3 separate regions of the Homo sapiens genome follow, and all the other regions are linked to region 1. A link is a contact called in ENCODE Hi-C data. All regions are on one chromosome and are shown on one strand. The core of a region is the stretch at or near the end of the contact, and the rest is flanking DNA. Distances in the headings are between cores, read along the strand shown.

Region 1 (3,809 bases), core at 89-2,588:
CAAGCCCGCTAATTTTTGTATTTTTAGTAGAGACAGGGTTTCACCATGTTGGCCAGGCTGGTCTCGAACTCCTGAACTCGTGATCCACCCACCTCGGCCTCCCAAAGTGCTGGGATTACAGGCGTGAGCCACCGCCCCTGGCCTGAATGGACTTGTATTCAGAGAGACCTCCAGCAGCGCCACCGCCATGTCATGTCTTGCTAATCCACACCTCTCACAAGCAGTGAGTTCTCAAGAGCTAGCTTAAATTCCTTTTGCTACAAAATCAGTCCATTCTTGCTGGGCGCGGCACTTTGGGAGCAAGGCAGGAGGATCGCTTGAGGCTAGGAGCTGGGGACCAATCTGGGCGACACTGCAAGACCCAGTCTCTACAAAAATTTAAAAATTAGCCGGGTGTGGTGGCACGCTCCTGTAGTCCCAGCTAGTCAGGAGGCTGAGGTGGGAGGATTACTTGAGCCCAGAAGATGGGGGCTGCAGTGAGCCATGATCGCGCCACTGCACTCCAGCCTAAGTGACAGAGCGAGACCCTGTCTCAAAAACAAAAAAACAAAACACAAAACAAAAAGCCCCAGGCCATCCTGTTCTGCTTTTTCCAGAGATGGGAATGACAGCCCTCTGACTCTGAGGTCCCGAGGAGGCAGGGGAAGGGAGGAGGGGATTGTTGAACCCCAAGGCTGGCTGAGAGGGGTGTCTGTCACCTTGATTAAGAGCGCGAGCAGCGTGTCCATCGAAAGCGTCCAGCAGGCCGCTGAGCAGGTAGAAGGAGGAGGCCGTGAGGGGGCAGCAGGGCATGAAGTAGAAAGAAATGATGGCGAAGACAATCCGGGCATAACCTTGGAACGGGACGCGGGGAGACAGGGCAGGATCAGGGAGCCCGCCAAGGCCCCTCGCCCTCTCGTTCGGCCCGGGGCCGTGGGCAGCACTCACCGATGAGGTTGGGCACGAACAGGAAGATATTTTCGTCTGGCATCGCGGCGCCTCCCTTGCTGCCCCGGGCCTGCTCTGGAGATGCCAGTGCTGTCCCAGCCCCGCAGCGCGGCCTCAGCCTCCGGCCCGGCGCATCGGCCGCACCACCTGCGCCCTGGACCCCGCCGCCCCAACCTGGCCCCAGATGCTGAAGCCCGCAGCCGTCGGGAGCATGGACCGGCCCCGAGGTGCGCGGGACGCAGGGGGCGCGCGCAGTCCGCCCTTCCTACCCGCAACCTCCCTCGCCTCTGCCAGCCCCGCAGGCGCTCCGGGCCTCCAGCTGCGGTCGCCGCTGCTCCAGCTGCGCGTGGCTTCCGGGAACCTCCTCCTCCGCGCCCGTCGTTGCAAAATTGGAGAGAGGAAAAAGTGGCTTAAAAAAATAGTTGCGGCCCCTTTAAGGCCTGTCGGCTTCCTTTCCCTTTTCCTCCCTCCGCCCCTCTCCCTTGGCTCGTACCAAAGCGCAGAGGAGGAGAGGGAGGAAGGAACCATTAACGTCAAGCAAAGTTAGAAACGGAAAAGGAAAGGGTAAAAGAGAAGACCGAATAAAAATCTCTGCTTTCCTTTTGTGGAGGGTATGACTTCCTGGAGGCAAAGATAAGGCGATAAAATTCCTCCTCCTGAGTCTTTGCGTCCCCAAGAGGCCAGGAGATTTGGTGCAGTCCTCACTTTACTCCCCGCCCCCTAAGTCTCCAGCCGCCTTTGCTCTCGCAGGCTCTAGGCGGCTAGAGAGGCTCCAGAGCGCCCTGCAGATGGGTTGCTTTTCGCGTGCCCCTTGTGATGGGAGGATTAGGTCGCAGGCTCCACCCTACGTCATCCTCCCAAGCTTCTCAAGCGTCTGGCGCTTGGGGTCACTGCCCTCAAGGAGGCACCTGGAGGGGTACGGAGGGGAGGCTGGAGGAGCAAACGGGGCGCGCTAGGAAATTCCTCTGTCTTTAGTTCTAGAACCCCTGATCTCCTAGCAACGAGGCTGCGGAACCTCTGCAGACTCCAAGGGTTTTATAGCGTCCGGTAGCGACACGGAGCCGGCTCCCCCTTTTCCAGCCTTCCTCCCCATCTCCCATTCTCCATCCCCCACGACCTATACCAGAGGTCCTTAGGCCTCCACGTCTCTCCTTTTGCCGAGTAGCCCAAGGTTTCCACCCATCTGCCAGGTCTGGGGCGTCAAGTCGGCTGCCTCGGCTTGGGAAGGTGCTTGGGAGGGAAGAAGGAAGGAGAGGCCCACCAGGCGAAGGGGTGAGGGGTAGGGGGTTGCGGGAGTTCCCTCTCACTCCCGAAGATATAAAGCAACCTTTATTATTATTATTATTTTTTCTTGTGAGAGGGAATGAGGCAGCGGGATGTTTCCTCTAAAGGCCTTGTTTAAACCTGGGCCCGGGGAATGGTGGTGGACTGGGTTCTGGGGGAAAGCGGGCTGGTTTCTCAGGTCAACTCAGGCTTCGACTGTTCCCAGGGGGATGGCGTCCACTCCGATGGGGAATGAGGGGGAGAAGAAGAGCAGCTGGCCATCTCAAGCTGCACCCTCCTTGAGAGGAGGTCCGGTGAGCACTGCAGGGAACCCTAGAGGTGGGAATGTAATGAAGTGAAAGCCTCCCAGGCAGAGGCACCCCGTGCCAGGTCTGAGCCACGGGCCCTGAGACTCTAGCCTCAACCCTGAGTCCTGAAGCCCCGACTCATAGCTCTCAGCACTAGGCCCTGACTCTAAACCCCCACCAAACCCCCCTCCCCCAGGTCCAGAGCTTTCTAGCTAAATCTCAAGGCCCAGTCCTTCAGGAGCAAGCTCCTTGGACCCACAGGCCCCAGCCTGGGAACTCCCACAGCCAGCACTCCCATGTGGGAGCTCCCAGGCTGAACCCCTCCGGCTTTTCCTTTCCCAGGCTTCGTTATCTCGTTCTGAGGAATACCTGTCCCAGATCAGTGCAGAACTCATGGAGGAGGCTTTGTGCACTGCTTGCTGCCACTTGAACCCTGTGCCCATCAAAAAAAAGCAGTCACAAGACCAAGCGACTCAGATATCCAAACGCGGTAACCCCCTGCCTCAGGACCACCGTGTCTAGAGAACCGCTGCCCCCACTATGCCTGGTTACAGTCCCTGACCCCTCCCACCCCTAGCTGAACTCTCCAGGAGTCTGTGCCCATCTCATCCATCTCACAGCCAGCCCTAGGACCTGTGAAATGCCCCTCTCACCCGCTAACCCAGTACCCACTCCTCACTGCTGGCCGAGAATCCCCTTAGCCCCGTCTGCCCTGGCCGCATCTCTTCTGGCCACGGGGATAGTCCTTTCTCTGACTAGGTCCTCTACTTCCAGCATTCTTCACCAAGACCTGAGGCACAGACACCTGGTGAGTGAGGCTTCAAGGGAGATGCTCTTTGTCCTGGGAGAGAGGTGAGGAACCTGGAGGGGAGAGAGTGAGGGTTTCACAATATCCCAGCAGGGTGGGGGAATTTTTGAACCGTGCACTTCCATTCTATTCTGCCCTGATCCTCAAATTCTGAATTCTCAGCCCTCTCCCCTCTCTTCCACCATCTCCTGCTCGGACAGAAACCGTACCTGCAGCAAGGCATACCTCCTGCCAACTCCTGGTGAAAAGGTACATGCAGGGTCCATGGCTGCCAAGGCTATTCGATATTAACCAAACCTTTTGAGTTTGCACTATATGTTGGTCCCTGTCTTAGGAGCTTGGGACACTGAAATGAATGGTACAGTCTCAGCCCTTGAAGAGTTCACAGTTCAGTGTGGGGACAGACAAGGAAATGGCCAATTATAATACAGTCTGGATAAGTTTCCATAATAGAAATGGACACAGTGGGATAGTACTCTTATCCCAGCTTCAATTGGACAGGA
Region 2 (3,394 bases), core at 812-3,311, 710 kb after region 1:
TGAGTCCAGGGTCTCACTCTCTTCTTTTTTTTTTTTTTTTTTTTTTTTTTTGTTAAACAAAAGACTGGGGAGATGGGTGGCAAGTCTAATCTATTCGAATCTTTACAGGCACTTTTCTTTTTACAAGTTGGAAACTTGAGGGATCCTTGAGGAAAGCCCAGGGCATGAATTTCAGTTCCGGAGTCCCCGACTCAGTGGCCCACCTCAGGGATCCGTCAGTCCTTCGTGCCAAGGTCAGGCTCAACTCCAGCCTGCGGTGCCGCTCAGCCGCACTCCTCGAAGATGTCTGGGTAGTGCCGGAAGAGCACAGGCGGGTCCCGGTCACCTCGGACGGGGGCCCGAGGCACAGCCCGGATCCCAGGCCTCCGGCCCCGCCGCCCCCCGGAGCAGGAGCGGTGGATCCACTGGTGCGCTTCCACTGCGAACTTCCTCTTGAAGCGCATGCCACACTCGGGGCAGGGGAAAGGCCGCTCCCCCGAGTGCATGCGCCTGTGGCTGACCAGCAGTGAGGGGTAGGTGAAGCGGCGGCCGCAGTCCGTGCACACGTGGCGCCGCTGGCCGGCCTGAGCATCCATGCTGGGTATGGGTGCCGGGGGCTGTGCTCCTGTGGTCGGGTCCCAGGCAGCATTTTTGGGTGGCTGTGCCCGTGCCGGGGCCACGCTAATAGCTGGGTCAGGGTTGCGTTCCACCAGCACTTCAGGACTCTCCTTCACAGGAGCCTTTCTAGGCCCTTTGGCTCTTGGGACTTCCTCCGGTTCCTCTTCCTTCCTGTTTGGGACATCTCCTGGGAAACCGGAATTAAGTTACACTTACAAACACTTTTGCACAGACTGTCTCAGGTTATAGAATGCTTTTCACTTAAGGCAGTGAGGGAAGTTCTGTCCAGTGATTAACACACAGGCTTTAGAACAAGGTAAACAGGATTCAGATCTCCTAAAAGTGCCTTATCTGAGCCTTGGTTCCTTATGCATCAAATGGGAATAATAATGGCTTTTGACTTCACAGCGTTACTGGTTTAGCTGAGTAGATGCATGTTAAGCACTTAGGAAGTGCTCAGGAAGCAGGGGCTATTATTTATTTATTTATTTATTTATTTATTTATTTATTTATTTATTTTTGAGACGGAGTCTCACTCTGTCACCCAGGCTGGAGTGCCTGGTTGGACTGGGCTCCCAGTCCTCACAGGACCGCTGTCCCATGTTCTGAAAACTTTGTACCAGGTCTGCCTTCTTTACTCCTCTAGTACCCAACACAGTTGAATTTCTTTAGGGATGCTGGAAGTGGGGGCCTGAAAAGAAACTCTGCTAGACAGGAAGCCCTGGAAAACCAAGTGGGGGGACCCGGGACTATCCCTCACCTCTCCGAGCTCCTCCCAGTCTTTCCCCCTTCTCAGGATCCTGGGCGGCGGGGCTCCAAGCCTCACTCTCCTGTTCCATCCAAGAGATGAGGGCTGGTTTGGGGCCTGGGAATCCTGGGAGAGAACAGGGATCACAGCGCGGGCCTGAGAGGCCATCGTGGGAAGATGGCATTCCCCTCCAGGCTGAGGGCACCCCCTCGGAGCTTATACTCAACCTGGAAGGGGCTGCAGTGCTGCTGCCTGAATGAAATGGATGCGGGTGAAAACACTCCCGAGGGGGTACCTGAAGCCCTGGGAACGGGAGGTGGCTGCTGGTGTTGGTGCAAGAGTGCGGGATTAGGGCTCACAGTCCTCTCGGCCCTTCTACATCATCTCCCCTGTGAACCCGGTGAAGGAGGAGGGGGCTCGGACCCGGGGCTCTCACCGAGCGCGCCCAGGTGGCCGTAGGTCTCCTGCATCACGTCCCGGTACAGAGCCCTCTGCGCGGGCCGCAGACAGCCCCACTCCTCCGGGGAGAAGTACACGGCCACGTCCGCGAAGCTCACAGTCCCGGGCTTCCTGCAACCAGGCCGGGTCTCCCCGGGCCTCGGCGCCAGGAGCGGGGCTGGGGGCGGCGCCATGGGGCCTCGCAGCCCCGATCGGCGGCCGCCAGGTCCCTGGAGCCGCCGCCTCCCCGCTCCCGGCCTCAGCTGTCGTTGTCCACAGGAAGGGCGGCCCCGCCCAGCCGTGGCGTCCGAACGCAGCCGAGGCAACCGAAGTAGCAGGGACTGGCTGCTAGGGATTCGAGGATTCTGATAGGGACAAATATAATTCCTCAGTGTTTATTCACTTCATGGCCGCTTGGACATAGACACCCGGGTTAAGGGACCCGGAAGGTGCCTTCTGAAAATATGGCGACCACCCTTCAATTGTCACAGGCTGCTCTTAAGGGCGCCATTATTTGACCATATCAAATATGGAGCCTTTCTGACTTCTCTGGCCTCATCGTCCCACTTGCCCTTAAATAAAGCCGCTTCGGCTGCTTTTTCTAGTGGGGGAGGCGGGGTGTCTGGGAAGTAGAGGAGAGGCTTCTTGCCTTCAAGAAAGATGTAAGGGCCCGAAGCTTCACTTACCCCTCTGTACCCGCAATACGCAACGGCCGATGATTGGCGACGATCCCGGAAGAAGCTGCGCGGTGATTGGCCTGGGACTGGCGGGGCATTTGAAGGGACCCCGCGGTCCTGAAGCCTCTGTTGACAGACTGGAGCGCAGCGGAGACCTCGGCATCTGCGGTGCTCGGGATTGTGTCCCCTACGGTCTCTTACCGTGCCTCCCGATGGCGGGAGCTGGAATTTGGTCCCCAGACCCCTTGGGAAGACGCGCACACCCTGGCAAACCATGTGTACACCCGCGGTAGAAGCAGGTGCGTGTTTTACAGTAGCTTAGCTGCGGAGTCCACCCAGCCCCTGGCATCCGCAGCTCGGCTCGCTCAGGCTCTAGACCGAAGCTGCAGGCGAAGGAACGTGCTTGGTGAGGATGGAATCGGAATGGGGAAGTTTTAAATTAAATAGTAATTGTTGCTAACATACATGAATTTATTTTTTGTTTGTTTTGAGACAGGGTCTTGCTCTGTGGCCCAGCAGTGCGATCCTAGCTCACTGCAGACTCGACCTCCCGGGCTGAAGCGATCTTCTCACCTCAGCCTCCCGAGTAGCTGGGACCACAGGCGCACACCCAATGCTTGGCTAATTTTTAAATTTTAAAACAGAGACAGGGTCTTGCTATGTTGCCCAGGCTGGTCTGGAACTCCTGGCCTCAAGCAATTCTCCTGCCTCGGCCTCCCAAAGTGCTGTGATTACAGGCATGCGCCACGGTTCCCAGCCATTTCTACTTTTTCTTTGAGAAGGAGTTTTACTCTTGTTGCCCAGGCTGGAGTGCAATGGCGCTATCTCGGCTTGCCCAGGCTGGAGTGCAATGGCGCTATCTAGGCTCACCGCAACCTTCGCCTCCCAGGTTCAAGCGATTCTCCTGCCTCAGCCTCCCAAGTAGCTGGGATTA
Region 3 (3,722 bases), core at 649-3,148, 890 kb before region 1:
TAGTTTTTTTGTAGAGATGAGTCTTGCTTTGTTGCCCAGGCTGATCTTGAACTCCTGGGCTGAAGTGATCCTCCCACCTCAGCTTCCCAAAGGGCTAGGATTACAGGCATGAGCCACTGTGCCTGGCCAAAAACACAATTTTTAAAATGGACAAAAGAGCTGGGTGCAGTGGCTCACACCTGTAGTCCTAGCATTTTGGGAGGATGAGGTGGGAGGATTGCTTGAGTTCAGGAGTTCCAGACTAGCCTGGACAACATAGCGATAACTCATCTCTACAAATATAAAAATTAAAATGACACTGGGCATGGTGGCTCACCCCTGTAATCCCAGCACGGTGGGAGGCTGAGGCGGGCAGATCACTTGAGGTCAGGAGTTCAAGACCAGCCTGGCCAACCTGCTGAAAGCCCATCTCTACCAAAAATACAAAAAATTAGCCGGGTGTGGTGGCACGTGCCTGTTATCCCAGCTACTTGGGAGGCTGAGGCACAAGAATCGCTTGGACCCCGGAAGTGGAGGTTGCAGTGAGCCGAGATCCCGCCACTACACTCCAGCTCCAGCCTGGGTGACAGAGCAAGCGTCTGTCTCCAAAAAAAGAAAGAAAGAAAAAAAAAAAGAGTTCTTTACATGGATACAAGTCCTTTGGCAGATAGATGCTTTGTAAATATTTTCATTCAACCTGTGGCTTGCCTTTTCACTTCAGAGGTGCAATTTACAATGCGTATCACTCTCTAGATAAGCTCCACGAGGGAAGGGAGTAAGTCTGCCTTTCCCTGAAACCTGGTAAAATGCCAGGCACATACATGTTCAATAATATCTTGTTGAGGGAATTAAATGCCTGCAACCTGAAGTTCCTGTCCGCCAGGGGAAACCAAGCTTAAGGTTCTGAAACACGAGGCACCTAATATGGGGGGGGGGGGGGGGTTAAAGCCAATTATGGGTATTCGGACTCGAAATAGTTTCTAACAAGGCGTTTTGGGGTTGGGGGATGCTCTCCCCACGAGATTCCAGGATTTCAGTAGAGGGCCTTTAAGGGCTGGTTGAAAGATGGGTCTTGAAGCTGTATTTGCACAGAACTATACTAATTTTACTTAGAGTGCTTTATTAGATGTAGCTTGGAGATTATAGGGTGCCACTAAAGAACCACTCCCAAGTTATCCCTTTGACCCTAGTCCTGCAGCTGGGAGTCTCCTTAGGCTAGGAGCTCCTGCCTGCCCTACAAAAGCCCACCGGAGGGCGCAAGGGCTCCAATCCCGATTGGAGTGAGGAAAAATATGCTCCAGGAGCGGCGGGTGGAGACGCTTCCTTTAATAGGTATTTAAGTGTCCACGGTGAAGGCTCAGGAGTTTACAAGGCTAGCAGGGTTGGGGAATCTCAACAAAGGGCGGGGCGTTGCTCAAGCTCCATCCGTCCGTCCGTCCATCCCTCCGTCCCTCCAATCCTCCATCCATCGCGCTGCTCAAGCTCCATCCATCCATTTATCCATCCATCCATCCATCCTTTATTGAGAGTAAAAAGCCGCCAACCAGACCCTGGGAGGAAGACAGGATGGTTCCCGAGAACTAGGGCTGCTCCTTGGCTTTTAGAGGTATCTACTACTTCCAAAACCTTTTGAGACCCCATTATCCCGTTTGATGAAGATGGAGTCTGCCACGTGGGGGTTCCAGATAAGACAGCTGAGATTCGGAAGGGCAGGCGACTCCACCTAGTCACGGGGACGCTCTTTTTGACGCTCCAGGGACCGCAGGGTCTGGGAAAGTTCCTGGTTACTCCGGCGACCGGCCGGCCGTCACATGACATGTGAGCCCGGGCGGAACGCCCAAGAGGCTTCCGTAGTCGGGTGGCAGGTCACGTGTCGAAGGCTTGCCCGCGGGGACCCCTTCCACCCTGGCTCCCGCGTCACATGACCGGCTTTAAGCAACATGGCGGCTGCCGTGGTGCAGCGCCCGGGCTGAGCGACAGCAAGTGCAGCGGGCTCCTACCCCGGGTGAGGGGTGGCCTCCGCGTGGGATCGTGCCCTCTTCAGCCCGCTCCTGTCCCCGACATCACGTGTATTCCGCACGTCCCCTCCGCGCTGTGTGTCTACTGAGACGGGGAGGCGTGACAGGGCCCGGGTCCCTTCTCAGTGGTGCTCTGTGCTTCAGGGCAAGCTCCCCGTCTCCGGGCGCACTTCCCTCGCCTGTGTTCGGTCCATCCTCCTTTCTCCAGCCTCCTCCCCTCGCAGGTGGGATCGTCGGTGGGACCGGAGCGCGGGCGGGCGCGGCCCCCCGGGACCATGGCCGGGTCCGACACCGCGCCCTTCCTCAGCCAGGCGGATGACCCGGACGACGGGCCAGTGCCTGGCACCCCGGGGTTGCCAGGGTCCACGGGGAACCCGAAGTCCGAGGAGCCCGAGGTCCCGGACCAGGAGGGGCTGCAGCGCATCACCGGCCTGTCTCCCGGCCGTTCGGCTCTCATAGTGGCGGTGCTGTGCTACATCAATCTCCTGAACTACATGGACCGCTTCACCGTGGCTGGTAGGGACTCACTTCTGGGAGGAAGATAGTCTAGGAGAGGGGAGCCAGGGTCCCGAGGGTGGCGCTGCTTTGCCGGACCATCCTGAATTTTCTCCTCAGGCGTCCTTCCCGACATCGAGCAGTTCTTCAACATCGGGGACAGTAGCTCTGGGCTCATCCAGACCGGTGAGTGGGGACCACTCCTGGTCACACAGCCGCTCCTCCTTCTGTTCTGTCTCAAGTGGGGCCACGCGCTGGCCTGTCTAGGGGCTCATTAATGGAGGTTTTGTGGCCAGTTAGGGGAGGTGATGGCCCTGATGTTGCTCGGGGGTCAGCGGGACACCACATTTAAAGAGGGAGTCAGTTTAGTATAACTAAGTATAACTTCACCCAGGTGAAGACAGACCTGGGTTTAAATCTCAGCTCTTCCACTTATTGTGTGATGGTAGGCAAGGCACTCAACCTCTCTAAGCCTCATTTTCCTTGTCTATAAGATGGAACAAGTAATAACACGAATCATCTCTTAGGACTGATGTGAAGATTAACTAAAAGATTGTCTGTGAAGGGCCTAGTGCAGTGTTTGGCACATGGTAGACACCCAGTAAATAATGGCAGGAGGGTTGGGTGTGGTGACTCACGCCTGTAGTCCCAGCACTTTGGGAGGCCAAGATGAGTGGATCACTTGAAGTTAGGAGTTCAAGACCAGCCTGGTCAACATGACGAAACCCCATCTGTACTAAAAATACAAAAATTAGCCAGGCATGGTAGCGAGCGCCTGTAATCCCAGGTACTTGGGAGGCTGAGGCATGAGAGTTACTTGAACCCGGGAGGCAGAGGTTGCAGTGAGCCGAGATCGCACCACTGCACTCCAGCCTGGGTGACAGAGCGAGACTCCATCTCATAAATAAATAAATAAGTAAAGGCAGGAGAGGGTGTCTGGAATGGGGAGAGGTGTGTTTTACTTGTTCACAACTTTGGGACTTGTGGGAGAGGCAAAGCTAGAGCCAAGCCCTTTTTCTTCCTTCCATCCTTCATTCATTTCTCAACCATTTCTGAGTACTCATTGTGTGCCAGGCCTGGAGGAAGTGATGATTACACCTGTAGGACTTTGCGAAGAACTTTTATGCCCCTTGTCTTCTAATCCTTCTATCAGTCAAAAATAGGTGTTACTGTTCCTATTTTATAGAGGAAGTAGGTAGTGATATCTACAGCTTATAAAGAAACTGAGGC

Evidence for each region. Hi-C counts contacts between places; a loop is a spot of excess contacts on that map. Pooled maps may share reads with other maps.
Region 2: a loop to region 1 is called in a pooled map, with 9 times the contacts of the local background. The contact joins the promoter of ZNF688 here to the promoter of CDIPT in region 1. A Hi-C loop is called at or near these places in 5 of 50 pooled maps.
Region 3: a pooled map shows a loop between it and region 1 (9-fold over the local background). The contact joins the promoter of SPNS1 here to the promoter of CDIPT in region 1. A Hi-C loop is called at or near these places in 1 of 37 single-sample maps with no recorded cell type and 8 of 50 pooled maps.

Annotation. Positions count from the first base shown.
Region 1 is chr16:29,861,888-29,865,696 of GRCh38, forward strand. It overlaps CDIPT (CDP-diacylglycerol--inositol 3-phosphatidyltransferase), which reads right to left and starts at 1,339. Exons shown (of 6, transcript NM_006319.5): 1 at 928-1,339; 2 at 699-833. The coding sequence starts at 970. It also overlaps the pseudogene CDIPTOSP. RefSeq lists silencers at 1,032-1,341, 1,352-1,411 and an enhancer at 1,460-1,997.
Region 2 is chr16:30,569,653-30,573,046 of GRCh38, forward strand. It overlaps ZNF688 (zinc finger protein 688), which reads right to left and starts at 2,062. Exons shown (of 3, transcript NM_145271.4): 1 at 1,782-2,062; 2 at 1,358-1,471; 3 at 74-784. The coding sequence starts at 1,977. The coding sequence ends at 264. RefSeq lists enhancers at 1-403, 404-967 and a silencer at 1,830-2,069.
Region 3 is chr16:28,972,880-28,976,601 of GRCh38, forward strand. SPNS1 (SPNS lysolipid transporter 1, lysophospholipid) reads left to right here and starts at 1,899. Exons shown (of 12, transcript NM_032038.3): 1 at 1,899-2,513; 2 at 2,613-2,678. The coding sequence starts at 2,273. RefSeq lists enhancers at 1,636-1,755, 1,836-1,945, 2,044-2,213, a cis regulatory region at 2,129 and a silencer at 2,166-2,255.